Regions from separate parts of the Mus musculus genome. Here region 1 is linked to region 2. The links are chromatin loops, found by intact Hi-C in ENCODE. Cell type or tissue: gastrocnemius. All regions are shown on one strand.

Region 1 (2,500 bases), 48 kb before region 2:
GATGCAGAAAATCTAGGGGTGCAGTGGGAACAGGCCTTCCTTGGTTTCCAAGTACCCTTCTCTGGAAGGTATGGCTCCCCACCTTCCTGTCCTGGCCACATCAAACACGGATTCCATTGGGAAATTGCATGCATTTAAGGCTGGATTCCCAGTTCTTTTGCGCCAGGCCAGCATCCCTGTGGAGGAGTAGAAACTATAATTATCTTCCCGTCTGGGGTAAGCCCTAGGTTGACATCTCCCAGGTGACCCCAATGCACCCGGAGCGCAGTTCCTTGGCTGCTTAGGCGCGCGGTGCAGGCAGTCCCTGCGGGTCCCTGGGTCCTCTGAGACCCTTATCCGGGAAGACCGGTCCCCAATCTCCAACTCCAGGACGCGCGGCGGCGTTGCCATAACAACCGGCGCGCGCAGCCTCAGCGGAGGAAGTGACGAGAGTGGGTTGGCTGTTGTTGGGACACGTGACCAGGGTAGTGTTTTGACAGGGCAAACAGTGAGAGAAAGAGTAAAGAGCGAGCGAGCGAGGCGGGCAGGCAGCGGGGACGGTGGATGCGCGGGCGCAGCGTCTCGGCGTCTCGGCGTCTCGGCGGCCGCGGGGTAGATGCGCGCTGCGCTCGGGGAGGCGTGGCTCGGAGCACGGAGTGTGATGTGAGCGGCCGGGCGGCCGCAGAGAGCAGTGCCGGGAGGAGGAGCGAGGGGTCCCGGAGGGCGGCGAGCGGGCGGGCCATGGGAGCCGTTCCCGGGTGGGTTGAGCCACGCGTGGGTCGGCGCGGCTGAGGACATGCCCAGACTCTGCTGCTGACCGGCTCCGGCTGGAACCCGGCTACTGAAGCCTCGGAGGGGCTAGCCAGAGGGGATCCCCCGCAGGTGAGGCCCGGGGGGCTGCGGGGGCTGCTGCGCCCGAGCCCCTGCGGGGGTGCCTCGGTGCCCAGAGGCTACTGGACCGAGGGCTGCCTTAGCTCCTGTGGCCCGACTCTTCCTCCTCTGTGCCTGTACCTCCAGGGCATAAATAGATCCTGCTGGTGCTTCCGAGACGCTGTGTCAGAGGAGGACACCTTGGCCTGGAGAGCCCAGGGGCGGGGAACAGGGGTGCTAGGCCCGAGGACGCCGGGGGAGGCGGTGCGCAGACTTGAGCTGCTTTTTTTCGCCTTTCCTTCAGACCTGCCCAGGGTTCTGTCACCGCAGGTCTGCACCAGGAAGAGGCCCAACTTAGTAGTTTTCTTGCAAGATCCGGGGGAATTAAGACCCGTCTTTCTTTTTCTTTCTTATTTTTTTTTTTTTATGTTTATTTTGCTCTCTTAGCGTTTGGAAAACGAAGCAGAAGCCGTTGAGTCAGCCGTGTGCCGGTTGGAAGAACCCACACCTGTGTTTTACAGCACTTTGGGTGGAAATTGGATGCCAAAATGAAGCCAGACCGAGGTAAATGATTTATTTAAGTAGAGCTTGAGTTGTGTTTTGTTTCTCTGTCTCCTTCGGTGTTAACCTAATTTTCCGCAGGATCAACCATTCCTGTGTCAGACGTGACGAACTGTCTCTCTGAAGATACCAGACGCTGAGGGGAAAAAAAAGATGGACTTATGGAGTAGGTGGTTAAAGTCAGATGGGAAGGACCTGTTCTTAGAGAGTGTTTAGCAGGATGAAGGGGTCAAAGGAAGTGTTTGTTAGTGGCCACAGGCTTAGTATCCTTTTTAGTTGCAGTTCTTCAATTTTTTTAGGTGAAGTCAATCCAACTTCAGAAAAGTTTGTCAACTTTTGAAACTTGAGTTTGAACTTGATAAAAAGTAATATTTGTAGCCATTTGCATTTCATTCGCTGTTTGTTTGGGGTTTTTTTGGTGTGTTTTGTTTGTTTGTTGTTTGTTTTATAGATAGGGTTTTGTCAAGTTGTCTAGGCTGGCACAGGTCTTACCATGTAACCCAGGTAGGCCCAGAAGTCCCTAAGGATCCTTTTGCCTTCACCTGAAAAGCAGCATTACAGGCAATGTACCACTGTGGCCCCTCATTAGTTTTATGCTCTAAGGGAATTCCAATTGTTTTCAGAGTTCCCCAGCTTGAGTCTGTTATAGACAACTAGGGCCCAACTTTTCATTCTAAATCTGTATTTTCTACAGGTTTCAGATCTAAACCCTGAGGCTCTTTGTAGCCTTGGCTGTCCTGGAGTTCTGTTTGTAGTCAAGACTGACCTTGAACACACAGATCTGTCTGCCTCTGACTCCCAAGTGCAGTGATCAAAGCCTCGGGCTGTTAAGCCCGGTTCTAAGCCCATATTTTCAAGACTTAGAGAAGAATGTACATATCTTATTCCTCTCCCAACCCTGGCATGTGTTTTGATTGAAAAACAAAGGTTGTCACAAGCCCAGGAGATGGCTCAGTGGGTAAAGGTGCCACCAAGCCTGATCTGAGTTCGAACCCTAGAACCTACAAGATCCGAGAGAATCGACTGCTGAAAGTTGACCTCTGACCTCAGCCCATGCACATTTGCACACAGTGTACACAGAGACCCAATA
Region 2 (2,500 bases):
CAGACCACCAACATCCACATGAAAGCCTGGCAGGCCTGACAGCCACCTGCAGCTCCAACTCAAGAGGTGGAGACAGCAGATCTCTCAGGTGAGTTACACTCCCTCAGTGTGTTCCAGGTTCAGCCAGAGAGCCTGCCTCAAGAAGTAGAGAGCAGTTGGGGAAGACGCCCAGCACCAACCTCCATCCTCACACACATGTGAGCACTCACAAACATACAGAGATAGAGATTAATAAGGGGGAAGCCGAAATAAAGGAGTTGTGTTATGGGGCTAGGGAGGTGGCTCCGTAGTTTAGAACAGAGGGTCAGAGTTCAATTCCCAGGACCCATGCTGGGTCAGTCACAACTCCAACTTCAGGGCACCCAGCTTTGTAGGCACCAGCGCTTACCTGTACATCCACACACACAGTTCACACATATGTACTTAACTTTAAAAATTAAATCTTTAAGCTGTCCACTGGTGGCACATGCCTTTAATCCCAGCACTTGGAAGGCAGAGGCAGGTGGATCTCTGTGAGTTCAAGGACAGCCTGGTATACAGAGTGACTTCCAGGACAGCCTAGGTTGCACAGAGAAACTGTGTCTCAAATCAAAAACAAACAAATCTTAAAAACAAAAACAAAAATGAAGTCAATCCATGACGTTTATTGTGGCTGTTTCTCATAATCATGTGTTGATATAATTTTTTAAGGTTTATGTAATTTTTTAAAAAAATACCATGTGTATATGTGCATTGTGCATGAGATAGAGTGGACGTGTATGTTTGTGTGTGTGCATGTTGTATAGATGGAGACTAGAGAACAAGTGTGGGCGGTTGTTCTTCTTTGCTCACATTTTGGTGGGTTCCAGGGATGCATGGTTAAGATACATACTCACTGTGAGGAAACAGATGGTTCCGCGTGCTTCAGGGCTGTCAGCATGGTAGTGCTGACTTAGTTCATCTGTAGTGCTGATTGGTTTCTTTAGCCTTTCCTTTCTCCTAGTCAGTGCCCCAATTTTGGAGAAGGTTGTCTGTCCATAAGAAATGGTGACATGGGTCCATGTGGATGTGGAAGGCATGACTCTGGGTTGCGTGCCAGTGTCTGGCAACAGCTGCTCACTGCATCAGTGGCTTATGCAAGCACTGGGAAGAGAAGGAAGTCAGGAAGAGGTCAGTGCCGAGAGCAGGTCAGAAAGAGGCCTTCCACAGATAGACGGGGCATTCTTCACAAACCTGTGGGTGTAGGAAAGGGAGAGGAGAAAGCTGCCTGCTGCACTGGAGAGAGAATGGAAGGACACGAGCTTTCTACACAGGACTTTGTCTGGGATGGAGGGACTATTTGGGGAGCTGCAGAAGCTGAGTTGACCTGGGACTCCGTCAGCATCCAAAGCAGAGTTCACGCCACATTGTCCATCCAGCTAAAGCGGATGGCTCTGTGGCAGCTCTGGCCTGAGCATCGGGCTTGAGGGTCTAGAAGTGCATTCGTTAGGAAGCCAACCACCGAAGGAGAGATATAACCAAACCTTTGTACCCTGAGGATTATAGTGGAGTGGGTCTTCAGTAAAACAGATCTCCACTAGGTTGGGAGATGGAGCAGCGTCCCTCAGCCTCTGTGTACTGTTTACAGTCTGGCTGGGAGCTGGGGCTGGGCTGGGGCTTTGGAGAGCCGAGCTCTCGAGGCTCTGGACTGGTGCCCACTTCATCTAGAAAAGCAAGCAGCTTAGGCATAGTGAAAGCTCTAGACACTTGGAAAGAGCCACAGATGAAATAGGTCACCTCGTCACTAGATGTGCAAGGACTGGCTGTGACAGTTCCCAGGGTAGTGTCTGAGAGCTTATTTGGAGGTTGAGTTTGACTTTCTCAGGATTCTTTCAGCCCTGAGAGTCTATGCATCTCTGCTCTTCAGAAGCAGTGGAGCTGGGTCATGGCCAGCTGGCCCAGCATTTGGGAGGTAGAGGCGGGAAGACCAGAAGGTTAAGTACAGCCTTGACTATATAGTGAGTTTAAAGCCAGCCCAAACTAAGTGAGAACTTGTCTTTAAAGAGAAAAGAAAAAAAGAAAGAAAAAAATTCTTAAAACAACAACAAAAACCTAACAAATGGAAGGAAGGAAGGAAGGAAGGAAGGAAGGAAGGAAGGAAGGAAGGAAAGGGGAAAGAAGGGGAAGGGAAAAGGGAAACGGGAAAAGGGAAAAAAGTTAAGTTAGAAGTAGCTCAGGGAAAGCCCTAGGAGAGATCACAGGCTTCCTGAGGACGCAGAGTGAGCAGAGCCTCTGACTGCACCAGAACCTGCCATGCACACACGTGGCTGCCTTTGCACCCTGGAAAAACCCAGTGCAGTTGGGCAGCACACAGCTCTGTGTAGAGGGATGGAGGAGGAGTGTCCTTCCCAAGTCTGGCTGGGCTGCTGCACATGCTGTTTGACTTATTTCTATAGCCTGCCAAGGTAGTAGAAAGATTCCAGGCACTGAAACCTCAGAGTAAAGTGGGAAAGAGGCCAGGGAAAAAACCTAGGAGATTGCT

The links. Peaks named below come from ENCODE experiments on the same cell type or tissue, not always from the same donor. Only the 100,000 strongest peaks of a DNase experiment are listed, where the experiment ranks them.
Region 1: a loop joins it to region 2, with 2.2 times the contacts of the local background. A loop is called at or near these places in 8 of 42 quality-filtered maps.

The regions. Positions count from the first base shown.
Region 1 is chr9:74,952,418-74,954,917 of GRCm38, forward strand. It overlaps Fam214a (family with sequence similarity 214, member A), which reads left to right and starts at 636. Exons shown (of 13, transcript NM_001113283.1): 1 at 636-861; 2 at 1,297-1,413. The coding sequence starts at 1,398. In gastrocnemius, a CTCF peak has its summit at 1,107; DNase peaks (open chromatin) are centred at 503 and 1,021; H3K4me3 peaks cover 2,500 bases; H3K27ac peaks cover 2,500 bases.
Region 2 is chr9:75,000,118-75,002,617 of GRCm38, forward strand. The region is part of intron 2 of Fam214a (family with sequence similarity 214, member A); the gene reads left to right. Among named protein-coding and RNA genes, the nearest start is that of Gm51280, 35 kb to the left of the region's middle. In gastrocnemius, no CTCF peak of the experiment used is centred here; DNase peaks (open chromatin) are centred at 1,061, 1,662 and 1,883; H3K4me3 peaks cover 762 bases; H3K27ac peaks cover 1,784 bases.